Linked DNA regions of Homo sapiens: region 2 is linked to region 1. A link is a loop called in an ENCODE intact Hi-C map of the cell type or tissue named here. Cell type or tissue: mammary epithelial cell. All regions are shown on one strand. Links, peaks and the distances in the headings refer to the core of each region. The heading gives the core; the rest is flanking DNA. Region 1 overlaps LOC124902678 (a long non-coding RNA gene). Region 2 has its middle 6.6 kb from the start of TMEM216.

What was found. Hi-C counts contacts between places; a loop is a spot of excess contacts. Peaks named below come from ENCODE experiments on the same cell type or tissue, not always from the same donor. Only the 100,000 strongest peaks of a DNase experiment are listed, where the experiment ranks them.
Region 2: it touches region 1 in a loop (9-fold over the local background); 4 of 110 quality-filtered maps call a loop at or near these places.

The regions. Positions count from the first base shown.
Region 1 is chr11:61,186,485-61,189,397 of GRCh38, reverse strand. The region is part of intron 2 of LOC124902678 (a long non-coding RNA gene); the gene reads right to left. Among named protein-coding and RNA genes, the nearest start is that of PGA3, 16 kb to the left of the region's middle. In mammary epithelial cell, for the core only: a CTCF peak has its summit at 1,670 (motif pointing right); no DNase peak of the experiment used is centred there.
Region 2 is chr11:61,384,495-61,387,407 of GRCh38, reverse strand. No RefSeq gene overlaps it. Among named protein-coding and RNA genes, the nearest start is that of TMEM216, 6.6 kb to the left of the region's middle. RefSeq lists a silencer at 1,585-1,744. In mammary epithelial cell, for the core only: CTCF peaks have their summits at 1,657 (motif pointing right) and 2,305 (motif pointing right); a DNase peak (open chromatin) is centred at 1,656.

The DNA of each region.
Region 1 (2,913 bases), core at 313-2,812:
CTCCTGCCTCAGCCTCTGGAGTAGCTGGGATTACAGGCTTCCGCCACCATACCCAGCTAATTTTTGTATTATTAGTAGAGACGGGGTTTTGCCATGTTGGCCAGGCTGGTCTCGAACTCCTAACCTCAGGCAATCCACCTGCCTTGGCATCCCAAAGTGCTGGGATTACAGGCGTGAGCCACTGTGCCCGGCTACGTTCTTATTATTAGATCTTGCTGGGTGCAGTGGCTCACTCCTGTAATCCCAGCACTTTGAGAGGCCAAGGTGGGAGGATTGCTTAAGCCCAGGAGTTCTAGACCAACTTGGGACACATAGCGAGACCCCCATCTCTACAAAAAATTTAAAAATTAATGGGGCATGGTGGTGTGTGCCTGTAGTTCCAGGTTCTTGGGAGGCTGAGGTGGAAGGGTGGCTTGAGTCCAGGAGGTTGTGGCTGCAGTGAACCGTGCAACTGCACTGCAGCCTGGGCAACAAGTGAGACCCTGTCTCAACAAGAAACAAATTTAAAAACTTTAAAAAGTAAATGAACAGGCCTTAAAGTAAAACATTGTCTACCTGGGAAATATTTTTAAATAGCCAAATATATGTGTCTAACCATTGGAAACATTTAAAAGTCATAATATTTATTTAGAAGATAATATTAATTGTAGACTTTCTTTAGGAAATATATTTATTGTAAAACTGTATTCTATAGTTCATATAACCTTTGTAATAAAAACTCAGGCAGCTAATTTTTCATTGCATTCTGTTCTGCACAAACATTTTTGCAATATATCAAAATTGTGTATTTGTAAAAATGGTCTGTGCTTTTCTTTAGACAGATGGGCAGATGTAGTCCACGCTCATCACTTTAAGAGCAAGGAGCAGGCCGGGAATGGTGGCTCACACCTGTAATCCCAGCACTTTGGGAGGCCAAGGCAGGCTTATCACGAGGTCAGGAGTTTGAGACCAACCTGGCCAACATAGTGAAACCCCATCTCTATTAAAAATACAAAAAATTAGCTGGGCATGGTGGTGGGTGCCTGTAATCCCAGCTACTTGGGAGGCTGAGGCAGGAGAGTCGCTTAAACCTGGGAGGCAGAGGTTGCAATGAGCTGAGATGGAGATCACGCCACTGCACTCCAGCCCAGGCGACAGTGCAAGACTCCGTCTCAAAAAAACAAAACAAAACAAAAAAACAAAAATTAGCCAGGCATGGTGGTGCGTGCCTGTAGTCCCAACTACTTAGGAGGCTGAGGCAGAAGAATCTCCTGAACACGGGAGCCAGAGGTTGCAGTGAGCCGAGATCGCGGACTGCACTCCGGCCTAGGCGACACAGCAAGGCCCTGTCTCAAAAAAAATAAATAAACAAAAGAAAAAGAGCCAGGAGCAGATTCTTTCCTATTGATAATTTCCCTGCTCTTAGAATCTGGGGTGCCTTCCATCTTTCACTGGTAATAGAGTCCCTGGGAAAATCTTTGTAGCTAATATATATTTTATAACTAATAATAATAAACATATATTTACTTATGTGAGATGTATTTCTCAAAATGGGATTCGCAGGTCTAAAGGTAGGAGAGTTCATATTACAGTGGTTTCATGTCGCTAAGTAACTGTTTAAGTAGATGGAACCAATGGGCGGGTCTAAGACCACCACATGTATGCATGTAATATCCGCCTTGGCCACTAGGCGTCAGTCCTCCACTGACAGTAGGCTTCCTGATGGCCTTTTTTCTCTGGGGAATAATTCACTCCAGCAGGAACCCAGGCAACCCCAGCAAAGATATAGCCTCCTCTCTATTGGGGGTCTTTCCCTCTCTTTTATAGAATAATGCTTAGCTTTCCCACCATCTTAAAAGCAATCACGGAAGAAACTCAGAAAAGTATAAGGAGAGAAAAAAATTGTCCATACAGTTGCCTTTTGGATAGAATGAGTGTTAAATCCTTTGGCTAACTGTTAACCTTTTGGTCTTTGTCTGGTGTTTAAAATAGAAATAGCTCGGCTGGGCGCAGTGGCTCACGCCTGTAATCCCAGCACTTCGGGAGGCTGAGGCGGGCGAATCACGAGGTCAGGAGATGGAGACCATCCTGGCTAACACGGTGAAACCCTGTCTCTACTAAAAAATATAAAAAATTAGCCGGGCGTGGTGGTGGCCGCCTGTAGTCCCAGCTACTCGGGAGGCTGAGGCAGGAGAATGGCGTGAACCCGGGAGGCGGAGCTTGCAGTGAGCCAAGATCGAGCCACTGCACTCCAGCCTGGGCGACAGAGCGAGACTCCGCTTCAAAATAAATAAATAAATAAAATAAAATAGAAATAGCTCATGCTACGAGGTGACAGGCATGTTCTAAATGTTTTATATGTTAAATTCATTGAGTCCTCACTGTAGTCCTAGAAGGCAGAAACTGTTCTTCCCTGTGATTTTTTGTTGTTGTTTATAAAGTTTAACAGCTTTATTGAGGTGTGTCTCGCATATCATAAATTTGCCCATCTGAAGTGTACAGTTCAGTGGTCTTTTTCATGTTTACGGAGTTGTAAAAGCATCACCGTGATTTAATCTCAGAACATTTCCAGTACCCCAGGAAGAAACCCACATGCATTAGCATACCTACTCTTGCCCTTACCCATGACTAGAAGGGACTATTCTTATCCCAAGTTTACAGATTAGGACGCTGAGGCCCAGAAACAAACTTTTCCAAGGTCACGTGACTCGTACATATCAGTGCTGGGGTTTGAACTCGGGCAGAAAGGCTCTGGGCCCCGCATGCCTGGCTACTTGCAGACATCATGATCCTTTGCTCCTAAATCTTTAGTGTGTGTCTCCAAGGACATTTGCTTACATGGGCAATGTCACACTGTTCACATGCAGAAAGTCTAACATTGATGTGCGCTCAGCAAGACTGGGGTCATGTGACTTAAGATGGCTGCAGAAAAAA
Region 2 (2,913 bases), core at 319-2,818, 200 kb before region 1:
CCCAGGTTCACGCCCTTCTCCTGCCTCAGCCTCCCGAGTAGCCGACTACAGGCACCCGCCACCATGCCCAGCTAATTTTTTTTGCATTTTTAGTAGAGACGGGGTTTCACCGTGTTAGCCAGGATGGTCTCGATCTCCTGACCTCATGATCTGCCCGCCTCAGCCTCCCAAAGTGCTGGGATTACAGGTGTGAGCCACTGCTCCCGGCTTTTTTTTTTTGTATTTTTAGTAGAGACAGGGTTTTGTCATGTTGCCCAGGCTGGTCTCGAACTGGTGAGCTCAGGCAGTCCACCTGCCTCGACCTCCCAAAGTGCTAGGATTACAAGCATCAGCCACCATGCCTGGTTTCTTATTATTATTATTATTATTATTTTATTTTTTTGAGACAGAGTCTTGCTCTGTCACCCAGGCTAGAGTGCAGTGGTGTGATCTCGGCTCACTGCAGCCTCCGCCTCCTGGGTTCAAGCAGTTCTCCTGCTTCAGCCTCCCGAGTAGCTAGGATTACAGGCGCCCACCACTGCGCCCGGCTAATTTTTGTATTTTTAGTAGAGATGGGGTTTCACCATGTTGGCCAGGCTGGTCTCGAACTCCTGACCTCATGATCCACTCGCCTCGGCCTCCCAAAGTGCTAGGATTGCAGGTGTGAGCCACCGTGCCCAGCCTTATTAATTTTTTTAAAAACAGCTTTCGACTTTCTTTTTCTTCATCGTATAAAATTTGTTTTCTATTTTACAAATTTCTGCTCTTTATAATTTCCTTCTTCTTACTTTCTTTAGGTTTTTTGTTTTGTTTTGTTTTGTTTTTGTTTTTGTTTTTTGAGACAGAGTCTGACTCTGTTGCCCAGGCTGGAGTGCAGTGGTGCGATCTCAGCTCACTGCAGCCTCCACCTCCTGGGTTCAAAGGAATTCTCCTGTCTTAGCCTCCCAAGTAGCTGAGATTGCAGGTGTGTGCCACCACACCCAGATAATTTTTGTATTTTTAGTGGAGATGAGGTTTCACCATGTTGCCCCCAGGCTGATCTTGAACTCCTAACCTCAAGTGATCTACCCGCCTCAGCCTCCCAAAGTGCTGGGACTACAGGCATGAGCCACTGCGCCCAGCTGGGTTCAAAGTGTTTTCTAATTTCCCTTATGATTTCTTCTTTGACCCATGGGCTATTTATAAGTGTATTTTATTTTATTTATTATTTTATTTTATTTTATTTTATTTTATTTTATTTTATTTTATTTTATTTTATTTATTTTAAGACAGACTCTCTGTTGCCCACGCTGCGGTGCAATGGTGCGATCTCAGCTCACTGCCACCTGTGCCTTGCAGGCTCAAGCTATTCTCATGCATCAGCCTCCCGAGTAACTGGGGCTACAGGTGCGTGCCACCACGCCTGGCTAATTTTTGTATTTTTAGTAGAGGTGGGGTTTTGCCATGTTGCCCAAGCTGGTCTGGAATTCCTGAGCTCGAGTGACATGGTATAGGCGTGAACCACCGTGCCCAGCCTTATTTAATTTCTGAATATTTAGTGGTTTCCTAGTATGGCAGTTATCAACACTGCCTCAGCTCCAGATTCACTCTCAGTACCTGTTCTGTTCCATGATAACCGGATCGACGCTAAGCATTTATCCCGTACAGTGAGTACAGTGTTAAGCTTTGTCAGCAGAGGGCACTAGAGGGCTATTGCAGAAACAAAGAGGCTCTCCCGGGTTCCAGTGTGCAGCCTTCGGATTTTTCTAAGGAAACCATGGATGTCAACTATGACCGTGATTAGTTACAAAAATGATCAGTTACAAAAACGAGGACTGTAGCAGCGATGCATATTCTTCTTTGCTTCTTACATGCATGTGTTTATTTGTATGTACTGACCATGTCTTTTGCCTCCCTTTGTTATTTTATGTGCAAATTGTTGGAGGTCAACTTTACAATCTAGTTTTTAGGTAATAGACACAGGTAATAGTTTTTAGGTAATAGTTTTTAGGTAATAGGGATCACGACAAATCTGTGGAGTAATCTAGCCAGCTATGGATACAGTGACTGTTTGGACTGTGTGTCTTATCATTTGGGGGAAGGCTGAGAACTTCACTTTTAGAGAGGAGATATCTTGTTAGTAGGAATGTAGCTACTAAGGGAGTTCAAAATTTGTGTAAAGAGTGCATATGGTAGTGGAGTAGCTGGAAGAATGGTTTCTGCCAGTTACCTATTTTTTGCCTCTCAGCTTCATTATTTACCTACCCTTCGGTGTCTGTTAAGCGATAACTAGACTCGAAGCATTTCTCCCTACAATGAGTACAATGTTAGGCTTTGTCAGCAGAGGACGCTAGAAGGACATTGCAGGAAGGAAAGGGCTTGTCTTCTGGTTCCAGTGCACTCCAGCTAGGGGCCTTGCTCCATCGTCCATCAGCAGGGCACGCCTTGGGAGATCTGCTGGTGTTCCACTCCAGCTGCACACCCAAAGCCGGCACTCCCTTGGCAACTTTGCCGATCTGGTCTAGGCCCCGTGACCAACTTGCTGTGGACTCCTTGTCATGGTTGCCGCTTACTCCAGGCCTTCCACCTGGGGCAGCTCCCTAACTCTGTGCACCTGCCCCCTAGTCTTGGCTTACCTATGCCATGGATGGTTTTCCCCAAAGCCCTCCAGGCATGGACAACGTGCGGTCAAGGCTGTGCCCCAACTTCCTCTGTGCGTCTGCTCACCAATCTGAGTTCTTCTGCATCCCAGAGGGTTGATTCCCATCCTCCATATCCTGTGTGGACACCATGCACTCCAAGCACATGGGGCATTCCAGCTCTTTTGATGCATCTGTCTGACAGCTGGGGCTCACCTGCGACCTGGAAGGTTGTTTCCTAGGGGCCTCCCAATGCGGGTGCTATGTGCTCTGGGCAGGTGGTGTTGCTATGTGCTCTGGGCAGGTGGTGTCCCCA